Linked DNA regions of Homo sapiens: region 1 is linked to region 2. Evidence: read pairs that join two places in POLR2A ChIA-PET (ENCODE). Cell type or tissue: CD4-positive, alpha-beta T cell. All regions are shown on one strand. Each heading gives the region's core, and the rest is flanking DNA. Links, peaks and the distances in the headings are about the cores only. Region 1 overlaps AP5S1 (adaptor related protein complex 5 subunit sigma 1). Region 2 overlaps RNF24 (ring finger protein 24).

What was found. Peaks named below come from ENCODE experiments on the same cell type or tissue, not always from the same donor. Only the 100,000 strongest peaks of a DNase experiment are listed, where the experiment ranks them.
Region 1: POLR2A ChIA-PET joins it to region 2 with 5 read pairs; 5 of 35 experiments call an interaction of 5 or more read pairs at or near these places.

What each region holds. Positions count from the first base shown.
Region 1 is chr20:3,826,064-3,831,445 of GRCh38, forward strand. AP5S1 (adaptor related protein complex 5 subunit sigma 1) reads left to right here. Exons shown (of 3, transcript NM_018347.3): 3 at 1-2,775. Among named protein-coding and RNA genes, the nearest start is that of AP5S1, 8.2 kb to the left of the region's middle. RefSeq lists an enhancer at 4,913-5,382. In CD4-positive, alpha-beta T cell, for the core only: no CTCF peak of the experiment used is centred there; no DNase peak of the experiment used is centred there.
Region 2 is chr20:3,987,275-3,992,656 of GRCh38, forward strand. All of the region lies in intron 1 of RNF24 (ring finger protein 24), which reads right to left. Among named protein-coding and RNA genes, the nearest start is that of RNF24, 26 kb to the right of the region's middle. In CD4-positive, alpha-beta T cell, for the core only: no CTCF peak of the experiment used is centred there; DNase peaks (open chromatin) are centred at 2,387 and 3,617; H3K4me3 peaks cover 914 bases; H3K27ac peaks cover 1,334 bases.

The DNA.
Region 1 (5,382 bases), core at 156-5,155, 160 kb before region 2:
TAGGTGCTCAGCTCTCATGCTTGCCATCCATCAGTTGCCCTTTAGCATCCAGGATGGACCCAACTACACCCACTTTGGAGGCAGCACTGATGATTAGCCCTTCCAAGTCCATGGCCAAGGCCACCAGCCATGCCAGGCCTTCTACCACCACTGTCAACATAATTGGGATGAGGCCACCTTTTCCATTTTATGGTGCCACAAACCACCTTGACCATGAAGACCTAAAGGGATGTTACTCTGTGTGTGTGGCCAAGTCCCACCAGTGGAAATGTCCCACAGGCCTCTAGTAGGGACACCCCTTCCCTATACATTCTGTTCTCCTGGCCCACCCCTCACCCCAGGCTGGCGGTCCTGGTGGATTGGCTGTGTTCTCAGGGAACAGGCCATTTTGTCCTCTATGGAAAGGCTCAAGCTTACTGATCTGAATTCTTTCTGCCTTTTTTTCAAACGGAACTTAAGGAAGAGGTTGAGACTCTGCTCCCCTGGGAGCTGTGGGAAGTTGAGGTTAGGCGTGGCTGGTGGCCTGGTTCTCATGAGGTGGGGCAAACTGATGGACAAGAGAATAGTAGAGACTGAGACCACACCGTGGGGCTGCTGAGCTCCAGTTCCTGTCCAGCTGGACCAGGGTTTTCTTAACCAGATGAGCTTGCCCAGCACCCTTCCCACACTTCACACTTCTGCCCCAGCCTCTTGGGCTGGGTTTCCACCACAATTTATGCTCACCATATATTTATCGAGCCTCCCTTGGGCCTGATGCTCTGCTGGGTGCAATGCAGGATACAGAATGACCCCAAAGTTCCAGGAGAGACAGAGCTAAGGCCAGGTGACTGCAGATGACTGCAAAGCAGCAATGGTTTGAGCATCCCTGAATTGCTGCTCACAAGTGCTTTAAACACCTAAAGGAAGAAGGGGCACTTCAGTGACGAAGGCCAAGTGAAGGAGCCAGGATTTAGAACTAAAAGTGAGATGGCTATGGAAGCAAACTTGCCTCCCTCTCCAAGCCTCTTCCCTTTCTTCTCCCTGCCCCAGGAACCCTGGCCAAACCACATATCCCTCAGCTTCTTGAGAGAACTAGAGACTTTGAGCAGCTAGTAGTGTTACCAGTGTACCTCCACAAACACTCCTGGGACAACAGATGATGACAGGAGGGCAGTAGAGCCCAGAGAAGAGAGCTTACCTGGAAGGAGGAAGAAGTCACAGGTTTTGTTTTGTTTTGTTTTAGGCGGAGTTTCTCTTTGTTGCCCAGGCTGGAGTGCAGTGGCGCAATCTCGGCTCATTGCAAGCTCCGCCTCCCAGATTCACGCCATTCTGTCTCAGCCTCCCAAGTAGCTGGGACTACAGGTGCCTGCCACCACGTCCGGTTAAGTTTTTCTATTTTTAGTAGAGACGGGGTTTCACCGTGTTAGCCAGGTTGGTCTACATCTCCTGACCTTGTGATCCGCCCGCCGTGGCCTCTCAAAGTACCGGGATTATAGGCGTGAGCCACCACGACTGACTGGCATGAAGTCACAGGTTTTAAGGCAGGAACTGGCCTGCATGTATGTGGGTCACTGATTGGGTCACATACACTGCATGTATGTGAGCCCTGGGATGGGATTGGATCATCTTGTCTCCTTTAGGGCAGGGTGTTTTTTTCTAGCCCTGTGGTGCTGCGCACTGTCCAGCATCCCCCCAGGGCTCAATGTTTTCTTTTCTTTTTCTTTTTTTTTTTTTTTTGAGATGGAGTCTCACTCTGTTGCTCAGGCTGGAGTGCAGTGGTGCAATCTTGGCTCACTGCAACCTCTGCCTCCTGGGTTCAAGCAATTCTACCGCCTCAGCCTCCCAAGTAGCTGGGATTACAAGCATGTGCCACCATGCCTGGCTAATTTTTGTATCTTTAGTAGAGACAGGGTTTCACCGTGTTGGCCAGGCTGGTCTCGAACTCCTTACCTCAGGTGATCCACCCATATTGGCCTCCCAAAGTGCTGAGATTACAGGTGTGAGCCACCATGCCTGGCCTCAATCTTTTCTTTTAAACAATTATTCCTATATTTTATTGTAATGCAGTTAACCGTGTTTGTCAGATTCAATACTCTGTGACCCGTTAACCAAGTCTCTGTATGTTTATTACTGCAATTCAAGTGGCCGTGACCGTTTTCTTAAATATACTTTATTTGTTTAGTGCAATTTTAGGTTCACAGTAAAACTGAGCAGAGGGTACAGAGAGTTCTCATTTACTCCCTGTCCCCACACATGCACAGCCTCCCTTATCACCAACACTGGGCACCAGAGTGGTCATTTGTTACAACTGATGGACCTTCATTGACACGTCACTATCACCAGAGTCCATAGTTTACATTAGGGTTCACTCTTGGGGTGGTACATTCTATAGGTTTGGATGTATTTTCAGTGACATGCATCTACCATTATAGTATCATACAGAAGAGTTTCCCTGCCCGAACAGTCCTCTGCTGCACCTGTTCATTCTTCCCTCCCCTCAACCCCTAGCAACCATTGATCCTTTTACTGCTTCCATAGTTTTGCCTTTTCCAGAATGTTGTGTAGTTAGATTCATACTGTATATGTAGCCTTTTCAGATTGACTTCCTTCACTTAGTAATGTACATTTAAGATTCCTTCAAGTCTTTTCATGGCTGAATCATGAGCTTGACAGCTCATTTTGGAAGTACTGCTGAATAGTATTCCATTATGTGGATGTACATTATCTGTTCACCTACTGAAGGACATCTTGGTTGCTTCCAAGTTTTGGCAATTATGAATACAACTGCTACAAACATTTGTGTACAGGTTTTTGTGTGAACATAAGTTTTCAACTCCTTTGGGAGTATAAATACTCATAAATACCAAGGAATATGAGTCCTGGATTCTGTGGTAAGAGTATGTTTCATTTTGTAAGAAACTGCCAAACTGTCTTCAAAAGTGGCTGTACCATTTTGCATTCCTGTTGGCAGTTAATGAGGGTTTCTGTTGCTCTACATCCTCTGAAACATTTGGTTTCGTCACTGTTTTGGTTTTGGCCCATTCTTTTTTTTTTTTTTTTTCCTGAGACGGAGTGTCCTTTGTCATCCAGACTGGAGTGCAGTGGCACTATCTCGCCTCACTGCAACCTTGACTGCCCAGGTTCAAGCAATTCTCCTGCCTCAGCTTCCCGAGTAGCTGGGATTACAGGCGTGTGCCACCACGCCTGGCTGATTTTTTTTTTTTTTTTTCTGAGACAGAGTCTCGCTCTGTCATCCAGGCTGGAGTGCAGTGGCACAATCTCCACTCACTGCGACCTCCGCCTCCCGGGTTCAAACCATTCTTCTGCCTCAGCCTCCTGAATAGCTGGGACTACAGGCACACGCCACCGCGCCTGGCTGATTTTTGTATTTTTAGAAGAGAGAGGGTTTCACCATATTGGCCAGGCTGGTCTCAAACTCCTGACCTGAAGTCATCTGCCTGCTTCAGCCTCCCAGAGTGCTGGGATTACAGGCATGAGCCTCTGCACCCGGCTGGCTTTTGGCCATTCTAATAGGTATGTAGTGAAATCTTGTTTTAATTTGCAGTTCCCTAATAACATGACGTAGAGTATCTTTCCTATGCTTACTTGCCATCTGTAAATCTTTAGTGAGGTGTCTGTTCAAGTCTTTTGCCCATTTTAAAACAGGCAACTTGTTTGGGTGATTTCTTTTTGTTGAGTTTTAAGAGTTCTTTGTGTATTTTGGATAACAGCTCTTTATCAGATATACCTTTTGCAAATATTTTCTCCCAGTCTGTGGCTTGTCTTCTCATTCTCTTGACAGTGTCTTTCACAAAGCAGAGCTTTTTAAATTTAATGAAGTCCAGTTTCATATAATTTAATGAAGTGGGCCGGGCGAGGTGGCTCATGAGGCCTGTAATCCCAGCACTTTGGGAGGCCAAGGCAGGAGGATTGCTTGAGCCCAGGAGTTCGAAACCAGCCTGTACAACATAGAGACTTCATCTCTACAAAAAAATATAAAAATTGGCTGAGTGTGGTGCACACCTGTGGTCCCAGCTACTTGGGAGGCTGAGGTCGAAGGATTGCTTAAGCCCAGGAGGTCAAGGCTGCACTGACCTGTGACTGTGCCACTGCACTCCAGCCTGGGTGACAGAGCAAGACTTTGTTTCCAAAAAAAAAAAAAAAAAATTAATGAAGTTTGTCAATTTTTTTTTTTTTTTTTTTTGAGACGGAGTTTCTCTCTTGTTGCCCAGGTTGGAGTGCAATGGTGCAATCTCGGCTCGCCACAACCTCGCCTCCCGGGTTCAAGCAATTCCCCTGCCTCAGCCTCCTGAGTAGCTGGGATTACAGGCATGTGCCACCACCCTTGGCTAATTTTGTATTTTTCGTAGAGACAGGGTTTCTCCATGTTGGTTAGGCTGGTCTCGAACTCCCGACCTCAGGTGATCCACCCGCCTCGGCCTCCCAAAGTGCTGGGATTACAGGCGTGAGCCACCATGCCCAGCTCTTTGTCAATTTTTTAAATGGATCCTGCCTTTACTGTTGTATTTAAAAAGTCATCACCAATCCAATATCATCTAGATTTTCTCCTATGTTATCTACTAGAAGTTTTACAGTTTTGCATTTTACATTTAGGTCTATGATCCATTTTGAGTTCATTTTTGTGAAGGGTGTAAGGTCTATGTGTAGATTCATGTTTTTGCATGTGGATGTTCAGTTGTTCCAACATAATCTCTTGAAAAGAGTCTTTCTATCTTTGTTCCATTGTATTGCTTTTACTCCTTTGTCAGAGACCAGTTGACTGTATTAATGTGGGTCTCTCCTGGGTTCTTTATTCTGTTCCATTAATCTGTTTGTCTATTCTTTTGCCAATACTACACTATTTTTTTTTTTTTTTTTTTTTGAGATGGAGTCTCACTCTTACCCAGCCTGGAGTGTAATGGTGCAATCTTGGCTCACTGCAACCTCCACCTTCCAGGTTCAAGCCACCCTCCCGCCTTAGCCTCCCTAGTAGCTGGGACTATAGGCATGCACCACCATGCCTGGCTAATTTTTCTATTTTTGTTAGAGATGGGATTTCACCGTGTTGGCCAGGCTGGTCTCAAACTCCTGACCTCTGGTAATCTGCCCACCTCAGCCTCACAAAATGCTGGGATTATAGGCATGAGCCACTGTGCCTGGCCACCACACTATCTTTTTTCAAGGTTTTTTTTTTTTTTTTTTTTTTTTTTCTGAGAGAGAGTCTCACTCTGTCGCCCAGGCTGGAGTGCAGTGGCGCAATCTCGGCTCACTGCAAGCTCCGCCTCCCAGCTTTACGCCATTCTCCCGCCTCAGGCTCCTGAGTAGCTGGGACTACAGGCGCCCGCCACCACACCTGGCTAATTTTGTTTTTGTATTTTTAGCAGAGACGGGGTTTCACCGTAT
Region 2 (5,382 bases), core at 210-5,209:
TAATTACACAAAGGCAGTGTGAAAAGAAATACGAAGCAATGAGCGGTTCCCATCTCAACATGAAATAAACTCTAGGGGTAATACCATAACTACTTAATTTTAGAAAAAAGCTGATTTAGTTCCCAAGAAAACATGTTTTTTTCTGCTGTGAGGAAAATCAAAACGCAACAGGACAGCAATACCTCATTTTGGCACTCAAAACTATCCTCTAATTATCTGCAGATGTTTAATTTTAAATCTCTCTCAAGTTTGATGAATGGGCCTGTGAGCCTCTTTACTCAGAGCCAATTTTTAGTCTACATTAAAGACTCATTAGCTCCTGGTTCTATTAGGTCAGCATAACAGATATCTGCAGAGCACAAAACAAATATGATTCTTAAAAATTTGGTGTTTCCATGAAAAGAATCCCATAATAGAGGATTCGATGAGCCACATGAACAGAGGTTCTGAGATTCTCATAATATTTAAAGAGCTCAGCCTCTTCTGTGATTGTACTGGACTCTTGGAAGGGGATGAGTGGGAACATAATTTAAAGAGTTTTCACTGCAGGCAGTAATTTACAGTAAACTAGAGAGTATTCACTCTTAAGAGGCTGGCTAGATATATGAGAAAAACACAAGCAAGCATAGGTAGAGATCATGTAAATTAGGGAAATTAAACAAAAATTTTCCAGATGTATAGGTAACTAATCACATATGTAAGCATCTTCACCTTCAGCAGCAGCAGCAGCTTAAAATAAAAAAAAAAAATTTTTTTTGGTATTTCAGGCTGGGCGTGGTCGCTCATGCCTATAATCCCAGCATTTTGAGAGGCCAAGGTGAGAGGACAGCTTAGGCCCACGAGTTCAAGACCAGACTGGACAACATGGCAAGACTCCGTCTCTACAAAAAAATTTAAAAATTAGCCAGGTGTGATGATATGCACCTGTGATCCCAGATACTCAGGAGGCTGAGGTGAGAAGGTTGCTTGAGCCCAGGAAGTCAATGCTGCAGTGAGCCGTGATCATGCCACTGCACTCCAGCCTGGGTGACAGAGAATGATCTTGTCTCAAAAAAATAAATAAATAAAATAAAAAATAAAAAAAATTGGTGTGTCCAGTAACTGGAATAAACAGCACTTATCATTAATGTTAACCTACTTATTCACTGGAATTAATATAGAGATGGCTCATGAAAAGAAACTCTTTTTTTTTTTTTTTTTTTTGAGACATGGTCTTGCTCTGTAGCCCAGGTTGGAATGCAGAGGTGCAATCACAGATCACTGCAGCCTCAACCTCCTGGGCTCAAGCAATCCTTCTGCCTTAGCCTCCCCAGGAGCTGCAACTATAGGCATGGACCATGAAGTCCAGCTAATTTTTTTATTTTTATAGAGATGGGGTCTTGCTATTTTGCCCAGGCTGGTCTGGAATTCTTGAGCTCAAGGGATTCTCCTGCTTTGACCTCAGAAAGTGCTGGGATTACAAGCGTGAGCCACAGCACCAGGCCCATATGAAATTTTTTGAAAAATATTTTGGATAATAGATTATGTTATTTGAAAATGGCTGTATCTTTTTTAATCCTTCAAGAAAACCAACCTGATTGTAAAGAAGAAATTAAAATGATTATTTGCAGGTGACGGTAAAATAAAAAAGAATCTTATTAAAAGAACAAAAAGAATACTTACTAATAAATACATGCAATCTGTATTAAGAAAATATAAAAGACACAAAAGAAGATGTGAATGACTAAAATACCCTCTTCTTGGTTGTAAAGACGCTAAATATTATAAAGATGTCAATTTTCCTTAAATCTATCAATTTAATGCAGATACAATTCAAAAAAACTGACAGGGTTTGTCTTTTCTGAGAGGACAAGAGTGGTAAAAAGGCTAATTCTAGTTTAAAAGTAAAAATGAAAATGAAAGCACAGCCAGAAATACTCTAAAAAAGAAAAACCTGGCCGGGCACGGTGGCTCACGCCTGTAATCCCAGCACTTTAGGAGGCCGAGGCAGGCGGATCACGAGGTCAGGAGATCAAGACCATCCTGGCTAACATGGTGAAACCCTGTCTCTACTAAAAATACAAAAAATTAGCCAGGCGTGGTGGCGGGCGCCTGTAGTCCCAGGTACTCGGGAGGCTGAGGCAGGAGAATGGCGTGAACCCTGGAGGCGGAGCTTGCAGTGAGCCAAGATTGCACCACTGCACTCCAGCCTGGGTGACAGAGCAAGACTCCATCTCAAAAAAAAAAAATAAAAAAAGAAAAACCTGTGCTGCTGACACTTGAATTGACAGATGAACAGGACAGAATAGAAATACGACAGTTGTTGTTTACCAAATATTTTCAGCTTTCCATCTTCCTTCTGCACACATGTATGACTGTATTTTCCTGCTGTTTTGTTGTGGGTAGAGTCATGTGACTAAAACTTGTCAGCGAGCTGTGAAGGGAACTGATGTATATCTCTTTCAGGCTGAACATTTTACTGATGGTGTGAGAGTCTCCAGGCCCCTCTTTCCCTTAGTCAGGAAAGCTGGTAATGTTCAAGATGGTGGCAACTCCATTAGTTTCTGAGTGAGAAGACACGGAGTAGAGCTCTCAGCCAACTCTTGATGAACATGTACCAAAAGGAAGGAAAATTCTTGTTATAAGCCATTAAGATTTTGAGGTTGTTTGTTACCACAACATAACCTAGCCTACGCTGGCAGATACAAGAAAGTTAAAGAATAGCCCAAATTAATATAGGAATCATAAAGCTGACATTTCCCATTAGAGAGAAAGAGAGAGAGATGGATTATTCACAAATGATATTGGGACAATTAGGTAGCCAGTTGAGAAAAAAAATTAAGATAGCCTTATTCTTTGTATTAAAATATATCTGAGCTGTACCTAAGGTTTAAATATAAAAAATGAAATTATGAAAATATTAAAATATATCAAAGAATTTTAAAAATAATCTCAAAATGGGGAAGGCCTTTCTAAGTAAAACTCAGAAACACCCCCAAAAAAAATCCACAGAAACTTTCTGCTTGGGGGAAAAAAGTACTCTCACACATTATCAGTGGAATTGTGAGTAGAATTATTGGCTTCCACAAGAGCAACTCAGCAAAATTATACATGCACTTACCTATTGACCCAGCAATTCCACATTTAGGAATTTATCTTTCAGATGTACTTGCATGCATACTCAAAGACACATTTGTACCAGGCTCTTCACACAAACTTGTTTATAAAAGCAAAAGGTTGGAAGCAACCTAAATATGTAATTGGTTAAGTCATAGAATATCATCACAATCTAATGTTTTACAGTTGTTAAAGAATGATACCAGGTCAGTCATGGTGGCTCACACCTGTAATCCCAGCACTTTGGGAGGCCAAGGTGGGAGGACTGCTTAAGGCCAGGAGTTAGAGACCAGCCTGGGCCAACACAGTTAAAAAAATAATATATATATACACACACACATATATATATTTTTTAATTAGCTGGGCATGGTGGCACATGCTTTTAGTCCTAGCTACTCAGGAGGCTGAGGTTAGAGGATCATCTGTGACCCAAGGTTCGAGACTACAGCAAGCTATGATCACATCACTGCATCCCAGCCAAGATGACAGAGCAAGATCCTGTCTCTAAAAATTAAAAAAAAAAATGTAGATTTGGCACAGTTCCATGATAACATTGCTAAGTAAAAAACAAAACAAAACAAAAAAACAACACACAGGACAGTGCATGTGGCATATCACCTCTGATATAAAAAGAAAAGAGAAGCTAGCTTTGTATTTGTCTAAAAAGGTCTCTAGAAAAATATATAAAAAACTGGTATCAGTGATTGAGCCTCTGACAGGGCTGGAAGGAGAATGACTTCACTGAATACCTGTTTATAATATCTTTAGTATTTTGCTGCTAGGATATGTTAATGTTACCTATTAAAGAGAATAAAAAATTTAATTGTAAATGGAATTGGAAGAAGCTATTTTTATTTTTATTTATTTTTTAAACAACTTTTTTTTTTTTTTTTTTTTTTGAGATGGAGTCTCGCTCTGCCGCCCAGGCTGGAATGCAGTGGTGCCATCTTGGCTTACTGCAACCTCCGCCTACCTGGTTCAAGTGATTCTCCTGCCTCAGCTTCCCAAGCAGCTTGGGACTACAGGCATGTGCCACCATGCCCAGCTAATTTTTTGTATTTTTAGTAGAGATAGGATTTCACCGTGTTAGCCAGGATGGTCTCGATCTCCTAACCTCATGATCCGCCTGCCTAAGTCTCCCAAAGTACAGGGATTACAGGCGTGAGCCACTGCTCCATGCCTTAAGAAGCTATTTTTAAAGAAAATTGTCCCAGTTGTTTGTAAAGATTCACAGAAATTTAAAAACCTTGATTCTTATTTAAAAGACTTAGTTGAAAATCCTGGCTTTTTCTGGATAAATGTAGTGAGGAAAAATTATCACAAGGATAATTAGATACTTCACAAATATCCTATAGCTATCTGTCTTAAATCAGCATTTGCTTAGATAAGGTAATCATTTAATGATCATTTTAATTATACATTTATAATTATATATAAATTGTTTCTTCTCAGTTGTCTAATATCTCTCGAATGACAGTAAAATAACATGAATAATGCACATTATTGTCTTAATCTAATGAGATTGCCGTTTCATGAATAGAATATGTGTGGCTATATACACACACACACGCACACACACACACACACACACGGAATTTCCATCTATACTTGCTAATACACTACTTTTTACTGAGTTGGAAAATGTACTCCTTGAGCGCAGAATTACATTGATTGTAATCCTCTAATACTACATTGATTACATCCAGTGTAGCAATACAATACTCCTTGAGGATAACAGAGATCTTACTCATTACTTTACCCACTCAATAACAGTTGGCTTTTTAAAGTATTTCTCTTTATTCAAAGGTAAGCACTACTGATGAGCAGCTCTGACTTCACTAGGAAATCTTCCATGTCTTTGATCTCTTTTGGTTTTGGCATTAGACTGACATTTTTGGAGAAAACTCTGATTGAGCTATGTGAGGCTACTTTAGTAAAGCAGTTATATCAACATACAGGAAGAATAATAATTACAATCTGGTTGAAACCACACTGCAGCACTTTACCAGGCAGAATCAGAGCATGAAGCCACATGAAATACGGACTTAGAATAAACTTTAGATGTAAGTTTGTAACACAGATTACAAACTTGGATGTAAAACAAGAAATATAAAATTTCATCACAGGTACCTGGTAGCACTTCAGTATTTTGTCTTTTTTTTTTTTGCTGTTGTTCATTTGTACACTTCAGTATTTTGAATAAGCTCCTTGTTTTCAATTAGTTATAGAATAATTTACTTCTGCAAACAAACTACAAGGTTGTAAGTCTCGTACAATTGGTAGACT